Linked DNA regions of Homo sapiens: all the other regions are linked to region 1. A link is an interaction called in ENCODE POLR2A ChIA-PET data of the cell type or tissue named here. Cell type or tissue: HCT116. All regions are shown on one strand.

Region 1 (2,500 bases):
AGGAAGGATATTAAAAGTGAAAAATAATTTCAGGTCTACAAGCCACTGTGGTTATTCTATTTGAATTCTAAATGTTCCCTCAGTTTTCCTGCCAATCTTATTCTGTTTCCTTTTGAGGAACTAATAGCTTGTAAGGTAGGGGTGAGCAGTTGGATTTATAAGTGTGGAGAAGCATCCTGGCACCTCTCTGAGAGTTTCCTCCCAAACCAGGCCACCTCCCCAGCCTTGGCTGCCCTCCGAGGGAGTGGCCCACATGCAGGTGAACTTCACACTCCACAGTATCCGGGCAGGAAGCCTTCCATTCCACTGGCCTCTGGAGGAAGCCCGCAGCTCTGAGCCCAGTTGCCAGTGTGGGAGGGAAACTGAGACTGGGAACTCACTGCAGAGCAGACTCCAGGGACTGTCTCACACCTTCCCTACCCTAAAGACAAGCATTTCCAAAAGCTACTGCACCCCTTTTCCTCCCCTTCAGGGTTGGGGAGAGAGATTTGAGAATTGAGGGTAACCCTGGCCGGGCACGGTGGCTCACACCTGTAATCCCAGCACTTTGAGAGGCCGAGGCGGGTAGATCATGAGGTCAGGAGATCAAGACCATCCTGGCTAATACAGTGAAACCCCATCTCTACTAAAAATACAAAAATTAGCTAGGCATGGTGGCAGGTGCCTGTAGTCCCAGCTACTGGGGAGGCTGAGGCAGGAGATTGGTGTGAATCCGGGAGGTGGAGCTTGCAGTGAGCCGAGATCTCGGCACTGCACTCCACTCCAGCCTGGGCAGCAGAGTGAGACTCCGTCTCAAAAAAAAAAAAAAAAAAGGAATTGAGGGTAACCCAGAAGTCAGGAGTTTAACAAGAGAAAATACCAGGCATGACAGACAAGTCCTGGCTAGGTCTTGGCTGGATGGAAGCAGGGAAGCTAACTGGTCATCGCTGGTGGCTGGGACCAGCCTTGTGAGTAACCAAGAGGCCAGGCCAGTGGTTCTGAGACCCTGAGTGTGTTTCAGAAGGTCTCAGATAAAGAATGTGGGAGGTTTACCCCTTCTTTGTGCACTGCTTGAAAATCCCAGGCAAGGAGGTAGCTTAGATAATGTAGCATACACTGAAATTCTTCTGTGCTGAGACACTTATTTCCTGTCTTTATTCAATGCCAGTGAATACCAGAAAGTTTCCTTTTCAGGAGCTTGAAATTCAGGCATCAGGAAGGTGAACAGAGCCGCAAGCAAAGGCACATGGACACGTGTGAATCACACAAGCACTAAAAGCCACCATGGAGTGGAGGAGGGGAAGGTGAGGCCTGGGTGGGGCCTTCTGCAAGAAAACAAGGAATATCTGTTTAGGGATGGGGGTGGGGAGAGAAGGAAAATAGCCTCAGGGGACCAGAAAGTCAAACACTGACTTCAGGAAAGGCAGTGTCTGCACAAACGTTCCTTCTGAGGCAAGAAGATACAGGTAATGGCGGAGCACGGTGGCTCACATCTGTAACCCCAGCACTTTGGGAGGCCAAGGCGGGCAGATCACCTGAGGTCAGGAGTTCAAGACCAGCCTGACCAACATGGAGAAACCCCGTCTCTACTAAAAATACAAAAATTAGCTGGGCGTAGTGGCGCGCCCCTGTAATCCCAACTACTCGAGAGTCTAGGCAGGAGAATGACTTGAACCCGGGAGGCAGAGGTTGCAGTGAGCCGAGATCGCGCCACCGCACTCCAAGAGCAAGACTCCATCTGGAAAAAAAAAAAATTGGTTGGTATCTACATCAAAATGGGCTTTCTATCTTTTCCTCACAGAATTCAACTTACTCTCCCCCGACTCCAGTCTTAGACAACACTACTGGCTACGTGCAGGACAGTCACCCCCTGTTTTCCTGCCAAGGGCTGATGGTCACCCCATGGAGTACTGGAGGTTGGGAGAAGGGTTAGAGTTATCTTTCTAGTACCATTCCCTCCCAGAGAGGAGAGAAGTTTCTACTTAAGAGTGCAAGGTAGAAAAGCAGGAGGGTTTGTAAAGCTCCTACCCTCAAGTAAATGCATAATTTGCCTGTCCTAACGTGGCTTCCTAGAAAACAGAGCTAGAGGCAAAGCCCAAGGGTTAATGTTTCACTGGGGTGGGCTGCAAGCCCAGGGCAGCAAGAGTGAGGAAGAGGGGAAGCTAGGCAGCTGAGGAAGGAACGTGTTCTCATTATGGATGACAGGTCGTTGTGTTTTCATTCATTCGGGGGCCTCCAAGCGTTAGAAGAATCACATGGGGACAAAGCAGCAGCAGAATGAGCCACTGCGGGCTCCTTCCGGCCTCCTCTCTCTTTTCCATAAAAGTCCACCCCACGGTGTTAACTCCCCTTCATGTGCAGGTTGTGTTACTGGGCCCCTCTCAGCAGCTACTGGGGAGCCAGAAGGTCCTGGAGTCCAGTTTGGTGCTGGAGCTGCTGCACCTTGGCCCTCACTCCTAGGGGAGGTTGAGGCAGTGGCTGTGTGAGGAAAGAAGCCATGGCAGTGACAGCTGTGCCTGGA
Region 2 (2,500 bases), 83 kb after region 1:
ATGTTGCCCAGGCTGGTCTCAAACTCCTGGGCTCAAAACAATCCTCCCACCTCAGCCTCCTGAAGTGCTAGGATAACAGTTGTGAGCCACTGCAATGGTCCCTAAATCTTTATACATATGGATTTCATCACTGATAGCAGCCCACTTCCCATTGTCTTTTCTCAATGCCACTTTTCTTTTTTTCTTTACTTAGCAAACCTTTCCCAAGATAATGCTCATTTTCTGAATAGCTTTTATTTCTGCCATTCAATTTCTCTTTTGAATAAAAGGCTTCCCCCTCTTCATTTGAAGAACATTAAAAACCCTTAAAAATTTTTTCAGCTTCTTATTTCAATCAGGAGCCTTTCTGTTGGACATGACCATTTTTCCTTGTAGTTTAAGAGCTTTGGTTAGCATGTTGCCTAGAGGCTGTTTGTCATGGATATACAGACACATGCTTGTCTTCCTTCCATGTGATTGTATTTTTCATAGACATCCTTATGAAACCACTTGAACTTGTTTCCTTCAGAATGTTAGCAGAGTATGCTTCTCTTTCAATGTAAAGTCTTTGGTTTTTTTGTTTTTGCTTTTGTTTTGTTTTGTTTTTTGAGACGGAGTTTCATTCTTGTTGCCCAGGCTGGAGTGCAATGGTGTGATCTCAGCTCACCGTAACTTTGGCTCACCGTAATCTCCGCCTCCCGAGTAGCTGGGATTACAGGCATGTGCCACAACGCCTGGCTAATTTCGTATTTTTAGTAGGGACGGGGTTTCTCCATGCTGGTCAGGCTGGTCTCAAACTCCCGACCTCAGGAGGTGTGAGCCACCTCACCCAGCCAGTCTTTGCTTTCTTAAATACTGGATCACTTGCTATTTTTTGTCTTCTTCAAACTGTCGCACCTCAGGAAAACTTAACATTGTTTCATAAATGTTCAAGAGAGGCCAGGCATGGGCCTCATTAATAGTATCACCTTTAGCTGGGCGTGGTGGCTCACTCCCATAATCCCAACACTTTGGGAGGCTGAGGCAGGTGGATCACAAGGTCAGGAATTCAAGACCAGCTTGACCAACATGGTGAAACCCCGTCTCTACTAAAAATACAAAAATTAGCCGGGTGTGGTGGTGTGCACCTGTAATCCCAGCTACTCGGGAGACTGAGGCAGGAGAATCGCTTGAACCTGGGAGGCCGAGGTTGTGGTGAGCTGAGATCGTGCGACTGCACTCCAGCCTGGGTGGCAGAGCAAGACTCCATCTCAAAAAAAAAAAAAAAAAAAAAGTTCAAGAGAGCTCTAGTAGCTAAATTCTAGTTCTAGTTCTTGTTCTTAGCTCTAGTAGCTAAGCTTTATGCCTCTACAAAGCTAAACTTTTGATGATAACTATGTTATTAGGTTTTAAAGAACTTTTACTGTATTATGGAAAACTTAAATGTAAAACAAAAATAGTGAGAACAGTGTAACAAATCATGTGCCGCTGGGACTCGATCATTAACATAGGATTCAATCATTAACGTTGCTGGCCCTCTACTGTTTCTTCTACACCTCTTCTACCCACACTGGGTTATTTACTAGCAAATCCTAGAAACATTTTTATTAGTAAATATTTCCATTTATGTCTCTAAAAGAGAAGGATTCCTTGTAAACATATCCCCCCCAAAGCACTATTTTTGTGATACTTACATATTAATGGATTAACAGACATATCTTTTTTTTTTTTTTTTTTTTTTTTTTACCAAAAAACAAAAAACCAGGTAGTGAAAATTGCCAAGTTTCTTCAGCTTTCCTAGTGTGACTCATCTCCAGGAGAGTAGGAAGCAGGTGGGTCTGAACACAGAAATCCACACGACTTGCTTCTGCCCTCTGCACAGAAGCGCGTTCTTTATGCCAGGACCTCATTCCCTTCCACACAGCTCAGGGAGGGCACTCTTTTATTTTATGAACTTGTTATCAGTAAATTTAGGACTCAGTGGTCCCTGAATCCTTGGTCCTTGACCTGTTATTGTCAGTCCTTAAGGCCCAGACATTGCCTTTGGCTTCCTTTCTGGAAAATTTCAGAACTGTATAAAAATCACTTGTAAAACTCTGACAGACACATTTTGCCAAGAATGTCATTTATCTCTTGACAGTTTGGCATTTGCCTTTAAATATTAGATTGTGTAATCATAATGGCATTCCAGGAAAATAATGTGGTAGGTGGCTGGCACTTTAAAAAGTGAAATGGACTTGGGTTCTTGGGAATGTTAATCATTATTCTACACAAAATGGTGATACCCCTTAATAGTGAAATGCTAAGTGGGTATAAAGCAGTATTTGTGAATAAGATCAAAAAAGATGAGTATAAAATGTGATTTATGGGTTTATTTAATGAGTTTTTACCAGAACAATGTCTGAAGGATATTTTATATTTTTAAGCTGTGAAACAGAGAAAGTAATGAGGAATCTTCTAGTGAGTCCCACCAGTCTCCCAGCCTGACCAGCACATCCAGAAATCGATCATTATTTTTGTCATTTTAACCTGCCTTCTTAGT
Region 3 (2,500 bases), 1.4 Mb after region 1:
GTTGGCTGCAAACTGTAGGCATAACAGTTACCTTCCTCTTCACAACCCCCAGGCCTGACGAGGCTTACATGGGAATTGCTTTGATTTGTGAAGTCTTAAGACTATACTGCTGGGCGAGGTGGCTCAAGCCGGTAATCCCAGCACTTTGGGAGGCTGAGGCGGGCGGATCACGAGGTCAGGAGATCAAGACCATCCTGGCTAACACAGTGAAACCCTGTCTCTACTAAAAACACAAAAAATTAGCCGGACATGGTGGGGGGGTGCCTGTAGTCCCAGCTACTTGGGAGGCTGAGGCAGGAGAATGGCACGAACCCGGGAGGCAGAACTTGCAGTGAGCCGAAATCACACCACTGCACTCTGCACTCCAGCCTGGGTGACAGAGCGAGACTCTGTCTTAAAAAAAAAAAAAAAAAGACTATACTACCTAATCTTCCATGCCTCGCTCTTTCCACATTAATAGACAAAACCAGGAAAAAGGACTGCTTCCCCTCCAGCTCTTGATTGGGCTCCATAAGAACTGCCAAAAGGCCAGGCAGCATTTGCTACTCTTCTGGGGTTCACTTCTGAAAGGTGCGACCCTGCAACCTAGAGCACAGGGAAGTTAGGACAGCAAAGGAGCTGGGCTGAGCCGACGCTGGCTTAGAACTCTTTCTGATACTCCCTGTTCCCGCCAGCTCGTTAGCCCAGCCTGCCAATCAGTTTTGCATCAATAAACTTTATGTTCTGAGGTTGGCCAGATGAATGAGAGGAGAGCAGCTAAAGACTGATCTCTGACCTTGGCACGTAAACAGCCTCCAGATTGGACTTGACAGTTAATAAAGGAAAGGCCCTGCAATTCTCTGATGTCTTTTTGCCTTAATTAGATTGAGCATTCAAAGGCTATGGGGAAATCTTCCATTTGAAGAGAAAGACCTCACAAGACAGGAAGTCACTTCACTCATTCATTCTTTCAGACTGTCAATCATTCGGTCTACAGTCACTGGCATTTGTCAAATGCCCTATTACCTGTGCTCAGCACTATGCTAACTGCTTTTGAGTCGAGTGGCTGCAAGAATTCCAGAAGTCCATGCCGTGCTCTTCTGGAAGACTGCACAGCCAGGCAGTCAAGAGCACAAGCTTCAGTTTAACATATCTGAGCTCAAATCCTGATTCTGCCATGTGACTTTTGGCAAGTTATTTAAACTCTCTGCCTTTAGTTTCCTCTTGGAGTAAATAATACCAACTTCCACAGGTTGTCATCAAGGCCAAGTGAGACCATCTGTGTAAAGTGGGCAGCACAGAGCCTGGTCGTTGGCAGGTGCCTGGTGGCCATGAACATGACAGTGCCTGCACTTGGCTGAACTGTCAGGCCGAAAAGCCTCCCTTCCTTCCTTCTCTCACCTCCCCCATTCCTGGCATGCTGCCAGTCACTGGGGAGCTGATGATGACTCACAATCCCTGCCCTCAGTGATATTATAAATCTATTGTTGGCCGAGCACTGTGGCACAATGCTTGTAATCCCAGCACTTTTGGGAGGCTGAGGCAGAAGGATCACTTGAGGCCAGAAGTTTGAGACCAGCTTGGGCAACATACCAGGATACCATCTCTACCGAAAATTTAAAAATTAGCCAGGCATGGTGGTGTGCACCTGTAGTCCTAGCTACTTGGGAGTTGGGAGGCTAAGGCAGAAGGATCGTTTGAGCCTCGCAGTTCAGGGTTACGGCCTGGGTGAAAGAGGGAGACCCTGTCCCTTTAAAAATAAAAATAAACTATTGGCCAGGCATGGTGGCTCACGGCTGTAATACCAGGACTTTGGGAGGCTGAGGCAGGTGGATCACTTGAGGCCTGGAGTTCAAGACCAGCCTGGCCAACAGAGTGAAACCCTGTCTCTACTAATAATACAAAAAATTAGCCAGGCGTGGTGGCACATGCCTATAATCCCAGCTACTCAGGAGGCTGAGGCAGGAGAATTGCTTGAACCTGGGAGGCAGAGGTCGCAGTGAGCCGAGATCGCACTGCTGTACTCCAGCATGGACCACAGTGGGAGACTCCCTCTCAAACGCGCGCGTGCACACACACACACACACACACACACACACACACCAAAAAACAGGACGGCCGGGCACAGTGGCTCCTGCCTGTAATCCCAGCACTTTGGGAGGCCGAGGTGGGCAGATCATGAGGTCAGGAGTTTGAGACCAGCCTGGCCAATATGGTGAAACCCTGACTCTACTAAAAATACAAAAATTAGCCGGGCATCATGGCACGTGCCAATAGTCCCAGCTACTTGGGAGGCTGAGGCAGAAAAATCGCTTGAACCTGGGAGGTGGGAGGTTGCAGTGAGCGGAGATCATGCCACTGCACTCCAGCCTGGGCAATAGAGTGAGACTCAGTCTCAAAAAAAAAAAAAAGAAAGAAAGAAAGAAATCCCTGAACCCTTTCACGCTATATTTGCTCGCACGTACAGGTTTCTTCAGTGTTAACCGTGTTCATCACATTGATGTGCTGTTTCACTTCATGC

What was found. ChIA-PET counts read pairs that join two places held together with the same protein. Peaks named below come from ENCODE experiments on the same cell type or tissue, not always from the same donor. Only the 100,000 strongest peaks of a DNase experiment are listed, where the experiment ranks them.
Region 2: POLR2A ChIA-PET joins it to region 1 with 6 read pairs; 5 of 35 experiments call an interaction of 5 or more read pairs at or near these places.
Region 3: POLR2A ChIA-PET joins it to region 1 with 6 read pairs; 1 of 35 experiments calls an interaction of 5 or more read pairs at or near these places.

Annotation. Positions count from the first base shown.
Region 1 is chr7:129,968,770-129,971,269 of GRCh38, reverse strand. All of the region lies in intron 1 of UBE2H-DT (UBE2H divergent transcript), which reads right to left. Among named protein-coding and RNA genes, the nearest start is that of UBE2H-DT, 17 kb to the right of the region's middle. RefSeq lists enhancers at 1,616-2,257, 2,258-2,500. In HCT116, no CTCF peak of the experiment used is centred here; a DNase peak (open chromatin) is centred at 1,269; H3K4me3 peaks cover 603 bases; H3K27ac peaks cover 1,745 bases.
Region 2 is chr7:129,885,971-129,888,470 of GRCh38, reverse strand. The region is part of intron 1 of UBE2H (ubiquitin conjugating enzyme E2 H); the gene reads left to right. Among named protein-coding and RNA genes, the nearest start is that of UBE2H, 66 kb to the left of the region's middle. In HCT116, no CTCF peak of the experiment used is centred here; no DNase peak of the experiment used is centred here; H3K27ac peaks cover 2,459 bases.
Region 3 is chr7:128,522,351-128,524,850 of GRCh38, reverse strand. No RefSeq gene overlaps it. Among named protein-coding and RNA genes, the nearest start is that of METTL2B, 47 kb to the right of the region's middle. In HCT116, no CTCF peak of the experiment used is centred here; a DNase peak (open chromatin) is centred at 1,400.